Linked DNA regions of Mus musculus: regions 1 and 2 are each linked to region 3. A link is a loop called in an ENCODE intact Hi-C map of the cell type or tissue named here. Cell type or tissue: heart. All regions are shown on one strand. Region 1 overlaps Lama4 (laminin, alpha 4). Region 2 overlaps Lama4 (laminin, alpha 4). Region 3 holds the start of Lama4 (laminin, alpha 4).

Evidence for each region. Peaks named below come from ENCODE experiments on the same cell type or tissue, not always from the same donor. Only the 100,000 strongest peaks of a DNase experiment are listed, where the experiment ranks them.
Region 1: it touches region 3 in a loop (2.2-fold over the local background); 6 of 42 quality-filtered maps call a loop at or near these places.
Region 2: it touches region 3 in a loop (2.4-fold over the local background); 5 of 42 quality-filtered maps call a loop at or near these places.

Annotation. Positions count from the first base shown.
Region 1 is chr10:39,026,522-39,029,021 of GRCm38, forward strand. It overlaps Lama4 (laminin, alpha 4), which reads left to right. Exons shown (of 38, transcript NM_010681.4): 5 at 14-228; 6 at 2,101-2,175. Among named protein-coding and RNA genes, the nearest start is that of Lama4, 62 kb to the left of the region's middle. In heart, no CTCF peak of the experiment used is centred here; no DNase peak of the experiment used is centred here.
Region 2 is chr10:39,038,701-39,041,200 of GRCm38, forward strand. The region is part of intron 8 of Lama4 (laminin, alpha 4); the gene reads left to right. Among named protein-coding and RNA genes, the nearest start is that of Lama4, 74 kb to the left of the region's middle. In heart, a CTCF peak has its summit at 1,076 (motif pointing left); no DNase peak of the experiment used is centred here.
Region 3 is chr10:38,964,995-38,967,494 of GRCm38, forward strand. Lama4 (laminin, alpha 4) reads left to right here and starts at 521. Exons shown (of 38, transcript NM_010681.4): 1 at 521-1,155. The coding sequence starts at 961. In heart, CTCF peaks have their summits at 581 and 1,153; DNase peaks (open chromatin) are centred at 547 and 1,037; H3K4me3 peaks cover 2,446 bases; H3K27ac peaks cover 2,500 bases.

The DNA of each region.
Region 1 (2,500 bases), 62 kb after region 3:
TAACACCTTTCAGATGTGCTCCTGGTTACTATGGAAACCCCTTACTCATTGGAAGCACCTGTAAGAAATGTGACTGCAGTGGAAATTCGGATCCCAACCTGATCTTTGAAGACTGTGATGAAATCACTGGCCAGTGCAGGAACTGCTTACGAAATACCACCGGATTCAAGTGTGAACGCTGTGCACCTGGTTACTATGGAGACGCCAGGACAGCCAAGAACTGTGCAGGTACAGACCCCAAGTCCCGCGACCAGCTGCTTGGCCAGCATAGCTCTCCACCAGGACTGACTTAGGTGAAGAATTTCTGTTGAGGAAATATTGCCAGTGTCCTCCTGACATTTATCTAGAGCAATATACATCAACATTTACCCCAGTTACACTTCTCATCGAGGCTACCAATGAACCTTAGCTCGTGGGTGGATATTCACAAGAGACATCAGCGGAGTGATTTCTGTCTTATTCTATTCACATTGGTGATTTTGATTGAAGGGAAAGTGGTAGCTGGTGTGGCTCAAGTGAATTATTTTTGTACTGGAAGCTGTCTCCTCTCTCACTTATGCTTAATAAAATTAACATTCCATTTGAGTAAATTTGCAAAGCATGAGCACGCATGGCCCCCCTAGATTTCCTCAGATTGTCAGTCAGTATCTCTCTGAGAGTGTAAGAAATCTAATGGGTTAGACTTCAGTTCGATTGCAGTGTGCACTTCTCCCGTACATTTGCTGCATGGACTGAAGCTCTTCAGAAGGGAAGTTAAACTGCTTTCGTTCCAGCGGGGCTGAAGCTGAGTGCTTCCCCCTGGTTGGCTATTAGGAAGGGCAGGGGAGAAGGGGGCCTGGTGCACTTACAGCCTGCATTCTGGAAAACCCCTGTTGAAAGAATCACTTGAAAGACTGACAAAGGGAAGAGTTTAAAATTAAGGAGAATGCACTTGTGACCTGGGCACAATGAAAATAAGCATACCTGCGGAAAAGAAACACTTCCAGAGCCACAAGGAAGACTGTCCAGTCAATCAGACGTGGGGTCGGGGGCCTTAGAAGTGCTGTCAGAAAAAATAAAGCCTTAGAAATTGGTGCCATTATTCTCAAAGCAGTACCAAGCCTGTATTTAAATAACAACGATGCAGGTCGATCCTAGATGACACCGTGTGGGAAGCCATAGAGCACAAGCTTGCAGCGGGGTCTAATAAGTCTGCATTGTGTGGAGCACTGCATAGCTGACGTGTAATAAGTGATGTGCCCCTTGGAGCTAATCTGCTATGATCATTCTGTTAGGGCAACTCACAGTTCTATTGCAACTTATGACCAGCTTAGGATAGCTTAGGAATTCTTCTTAAAATGTTATAAATTTACTTCCACACAAAAACTCAGAGGGGATTGGGAGTGTAACTCAGTGGTAAACCATATGCTTGGTTCAGTCCCCACCCTTGCCAGCTCCCCACCCTGGGGGGGGGGGGGGGGGAACTAGCAAAAAATGAAAAGCCAGATAAGATTGAATTTTGTTTTTATAAAGGCATTACAGAAAGCCATCAGTAGGTGAAAGCCTTTTAAATTCATGTAAATTTGTTTCCAATTCTTTCCCTGAATTATGCCTAGCATCCACTCCCCAGATACCTCTCTTTTGGAGTTTGGAGTCATTCTTGCCAGGGGTCAAAACTTAGGAGGCAAGCATTGCTCCTGGGCCTCCTCACTGTCCCGTTCTGGGGCTCTTCCCTCACAGCTGGCAGGGACCTCGCTGCTGTGGAGACTCTGTGAGGGAAGGAGAATGCTGAGCTCTGTGGCCTTTGTTTCCTTGTGAAATTTCCTGGGCCTTTTGGGACTGAGGCATCTGTTGCGTTAGGATAGCATCCTAAAGAGTTGGGAAAAGAATCCTAGGAAAGCGAGATTCAGTTTTGCTTCCAGTCCTATTTTTAACATCTCTTACCTGCATTGAACTGGTTAAAGGATGTTATCACAGACTCCATACCCTTCAGGATAAATATAATTAATCCCCATCGCAGGATTGCACACCAGTAGCCAGCATTTCTGGAAACCATGGAAACACCGTCTTGTTTTAGGCATGAGAAGATGGCTCCTTACTCTGTGTTTCTGTCTCCCATAGTGTGCAACTGTGGGGGCGGCCCGTGTGACAGTGTAACCGGAGAGTGCTTGGAAGAAGGATTTGAAGTCCCTACAGGCAAGAACTGCCCAACTATAAGGAAAAGTAGCAGAACCTTAATGACTAACCAATTTCTCTAATATGCTAACAGGTGTTGCAACCCATTTGTAGTTTTTTTTTTTTTTAAATCGAAAATGTGGAAGAAAAGAACTGATTCCCACAAGATACCCTCTGACATCCACACTCACATTTGCGCACACACACACACACATCACAATAAGTAGTAAATGTATGAGTGTGATATCACTTTCCCTGAAAGGGTTTCACTCCCACCCCTGGTTTAGCAGCTGGTATTTGCTCCAGGGTAACGGACCTTGTGCAAAGGTCCCTGGTGGCCTCCATC
Region 2 (2,500 bases), 74 kb after region 3:
AAGGGTTCTGCAACCCTATAGGAGGAACAACAATATGAACTAATCAGTACCCCCCAGAGCTGTCTCTCTAGTTGCATATGTAGCAGAGGATGGCCTAGTGTGCCATTAATGGGAGGAGAGGCCCTTGGTCTTGCGAAGATCATATGCCCCAGTACAGGGGAATGCCAGGGCCAGGAAGCAGGAGTGGGTGGGTTGGGAGCAGGACAGAGGGGAGGGCATAAGGGGCTTTGGGGATAGCATTTGAAATGTAAATGAAGAAAATATCTAATAATAAACATTAAAAAGAAGTCATGTGACCAATTAGAAGTCATGACCTGTTAGATAGAAGTCATATGACCAATTAGAAGTTATAGGAGCAAAGAGCGAATTTCCACCTGGGTGGAATGGATGAGTAAGATTAAAACTACAGATTGAATGACTCTGGACAATTTAAGTTTGAGGTAATTTCCTGTAGATGTCCAGAGACAGCTGGAGACTCAAGTCAGCAGCTCAGACCTAAGATGGGGGATACACAGGTATCTGGATGTCACTAAACAGAAGGAAGAGAAGCCCACAAATGTTGACATCCACCATTCAGGTTTGAAGAAACACACCAATATTCCTACTGTCTCCATTTACACTTGTTCCCCAGAGTAGTGACTAAAATTCCCTTACTTTCAATCACAAAAGAATTGCAACTTAAATAATAAAATTCATGATGATCCTACAGATTGGTTATCATCATTGCTTAATTCAAATAAATATGAGGAAAATTCACCACTATGGTGAATACATGATCAACTCTTTTTAAAGATGTAATTAATCAACAAGTTTATAACTATGGTTAATGTTTTAACTACATGTTTTTATTTCTGTTTTAAAGCAAGGTACACCTGTTTGATCGCATGCACATACCATTATTTTCCTTCCATAAGCAAAGCGCCAGGAAAAACATTAGATCTTTTTAAAAAATCCCTAAATACTGCATTATATTTGGTAATTTTTTAATTTCCAGGAATAAATGTCCACTTTACATTATTTCTATGAGTATGTCTGTACAGATAAAGATGGATGACTATCGGATTCTGTCCATCTTTATGTCTCACAGCACCCTCTGGTGTTCATTAGCTAAAAGTTTTCTTATAAATGCATCTCTTCACATTTTAAAGTTAAAAGTTTAAAGACAGAGTCATAACAATAGAACATTTCTTTGACGTATAAGACCAAAGTGTATGTGTGTGTGTGTGTGTGTGTGTTTGTGTGTGTGTGTTCTACTTAGAAAATGAGTTTAGTTTTTTCTGAATATAACATTTAAATGGGATCAAACATAAACATTTTAATGTATTGTATATCATATTTATGTTTTAAAAGTGGTGAAGTGTGGTGTGAAAAATAAGATTCATTTTATTTTCTAAGTCATCTAATTTTTAAACGATTACACAATTTTTTTCTCCAGAAAGCGTTAGATAAGCCGAGGAGAAGACTGGTGCTGGGGAAGGGATGTGATGACTCAGAAGGGACTGTGCAGTCAAGGAATGTAGTTTATGAAGAGTCTGATGGCCATGTTGCCTCTAGCAGATATCCCGTTTTGTATTAAGGAATTTCTGACTTGGCTGACAAATGGCTTCTGTCTTACTAAGGGTTCCTTTTGCTGTGATGAAACACCATGACCAAAGCAAATTGGGGAGGAAAGAGCTTTATTTCACTCGCAGTTACATATAACAGTTCATTATCAAATGCAGGAAGGGCAGGAAGTTGTGCAGGGAAGGAACATAGAGGTAGGACTTAATGGGGAAGCCATGGAGGCATGCTGCTTACTGGCTTGCTCCCCATGTCTTGTTTAGACTGTTTTCATGTAGAACATAAGACAATCAGCCCAGTAGTCCCCCTCCCAAATGGGCTCAGCTCTCACCATCAATTACTAATTTAGAAAATACCCTACAGGCTTGCATCCAGCTAGATCTTGTTGAGGCATTTTCTCCACTCTGATGACTTGTGTCCAGCTGACATAAAACTAACCAGTACAATTTTTAAATGTTTCCTCTATGATAACATTTCAGCATCTCCTTCCTTAGCCACTATAGAGGGACATTTGCTTGGTTTATCTTAGAAAGGGCAAAAACATTGCCATTATTCTCATACCCTAATCCTCTGAGTAGAACTCTATAAAAGAAGAGAGTTTGGAGCAACCACTTCCCTAGTCTGGAGAGCCTGCTCAGTAGCCTCCCAGGACTCCATCCACATGACTTCAGCCTGCCAGCCATGTGATCATTATAGCTCTTTATCACAAAGCTGAACCAAGAAAGCACCAGAAAAGGCAAGCAGACCCTTATTAAATATAGGTTGAAGGACTACTCCTCCTAGCTACAATAACTCATCAATCTATCTGTCCTGTCCAGTGTCAAAAGGAAGGGCATATCCTTAGTGCAATGGAAATAATGTCCACTGATCATCTCCTGACTGTGACCACATACAGAAATGCACACACATATGTGCATATGTGCACACATATGTACATGCA
Region 3 (2,500 bases):
CTTCACAAAGCACCTCTTTAGGGAAAACAAGATGTTCTTTGTAAATAAAAGTTCATGCATTTCAATAATGAAGTCATTTTCTAGTACTGTAGTGAAAGATATTCTCTCCAGCCCTCTGGGTGAGGACTCCACAGAGGAAGAGGAGTGGCCAGTGAAGAGCCACAGGCTATCCCTAGAAAAGGAGAGGAGAACGCATCCAGAAATGGACACCATGCCTCTGGCTCCTGAGGTCATCTACCTCAGGTTCCCTCCCGCCCCTGGAATCCTTTTTCCACCCACTTTCCTGTACACTAGTGGGGGCCACATACAAATCTATATAAATATAGATCAGACATCCGGCGCCTTGGCTGCGTAAATAAGGGATGTGGGGAAGCAATCAGGAACGCTGAATATTCATTTCGAGTCCTTGGAGAGACTCCAAACTGCGAGGGGGAGGGGGAGGGGGAGGCGGCGTCTAGGAAAGGCCTGACCTCGGGGTCTGAAAGCCAACTTGAAGTGGGAGGGCCTGGAAGGGGAAGGTGGAAAGGGAGTGGTGAGAATGAGTGTGGGAAGGAAGCCAGAGCCGCGCCGACCTCAGTCCCAGCCGCCAGGGAGAGGAGGTGGCCAGGAGCGCTCGCCTCGCTCATGCCAGTCTGCTCCCCTGCCTTTTGATGTTCACAGGGCGCTAGCTCCATCCATCTGTAAGTCCCAGAACCCAAGTCTCAGGAGCGGCGGGAGACCGGAGACAAAGTGAGAGAGGTGGATGGAAGCGAAAGACAAGCAGGAGAGAGAGAAGAGACCACGCTGACTCTCACTCCCTCTTCTTTAATACAACAAAGTTGCAACTTGGGCTCCTGGATCTAAATACCGCAGGTCCAGAGAAGACAAAACACCAGGCATCACTGCATCTCTTAGGGGGTACCCACCAAGACCTCCAGGTCCTTCACTCCAGGAAGGGCCCTGTTGAATATCTGCAGAGAGATGGGTTGGAGCACAGCTTGGTGCTCAGTCCTGGCCCTGTGGCTCCTCTGGTGTGCTGTCTGCTCCAACGCAGCGTCAGGGGACGGCAATGCGTTTCCTTTTGACATCGAGGGGAGCGCAGTGGTCGGCAGGCAAGACCCATCGGAGACTAGCGACTCAGGCGTGACACTGGGACGCCTGCCGCCTGCTGCTGAGGTACAGTACCCCCTGCCTTTGCCAACCCGCTCCACACCTGTGTCTACCGTGTCTATGGGCTGGGCCACAATCCTCTTTCTCTCTCCCCATCTGTTTGATAACCTAGGCTTTCATCTGGGCTAGGTCTCCTCAGTTGAAATAAAGGGCTCTGTTTTGAAAGTTTGACTTGGACGTCAGTTGAAAGTTGAGGCTTCCAGTGAGAGTACCCTTCATGTCTGCGTGGGTCTGTTAGACTACATGAGAAATGTATGCAGTATGCAGTGGTGGTCTTTTGGTGTGTTCCAATAGCCATTTTGTCAAACCTTGGCACTTACTGTAAGTGCCCCCTCTCTGTCTCCCTGCTCCTCTTTGCTGTTTGAACAATGAGAGCAATATCACTAAAAAGACCTATCCTGTCTCAAACTAAACAAAAGGTCTTCTGCAAGGCTGGGGTGCTGGGGGTGGGGGTTGTCTGTGAAGGAAGCTGTTAGAAAATTTCAGGGCAGATACCTTAAACAAAAGCAGACCATTCTAATCCAGAAGCAAGATTAAGTCAAGCTCCACTCCCAAAGTAAAGCTGATCAGGATATACTACTGGTCTAAGGTTTATTCAGTGAGCTACTGTTTTTATATATCAAGAGACTTTTCAGTTGAGAAATGGCTGAACTGTAGACATTGGAGGAGAAGGATGGGTCCACAGTAAGTGATTTAAGAGCCTCTGCGCCTGGATTACAGTAGCATGTCCAGGCTGTGGGGGATGCGAAGGAGGAGGAAAATGAAGTCACCTAAGTTCATGGGAAAGGAAAGATCAACTGACCTAACACCACACATGTACAACACACACACCACATACCATACAACACACATACACACAGCAAACATATAACACACACAAATATACATACCACACACACACACACCACACTCACACAACATACACACATACACACCACTCCACATACCACACAGCACACACATGCACACCACATACCATACAACACACATACACACAGCAAACATATAACACACAAATATACATACACACCACACACGCATACCACACTCACACCACACACATATACACCACTCCATATACTACACAGCACACACATACACACACCACACACTCATAACATATACACACAGCATATACACACACAGCACACACACATGCCCACACTAATATATCCATGTCTATAGCAATCATACAGCTAAAGTAGTGATGCAAGTTGCTAAAAGTCACTGAAGTCTCAACTGTTGCTCCTAATTCTACCTTCTGGTAATATAACTACAGCTGTTATTGTTGATTAAAAATAAAATGCAAGATGATCCTTAAGTAAAAGTCCTAGTGGTGCTTCCTCAAAAG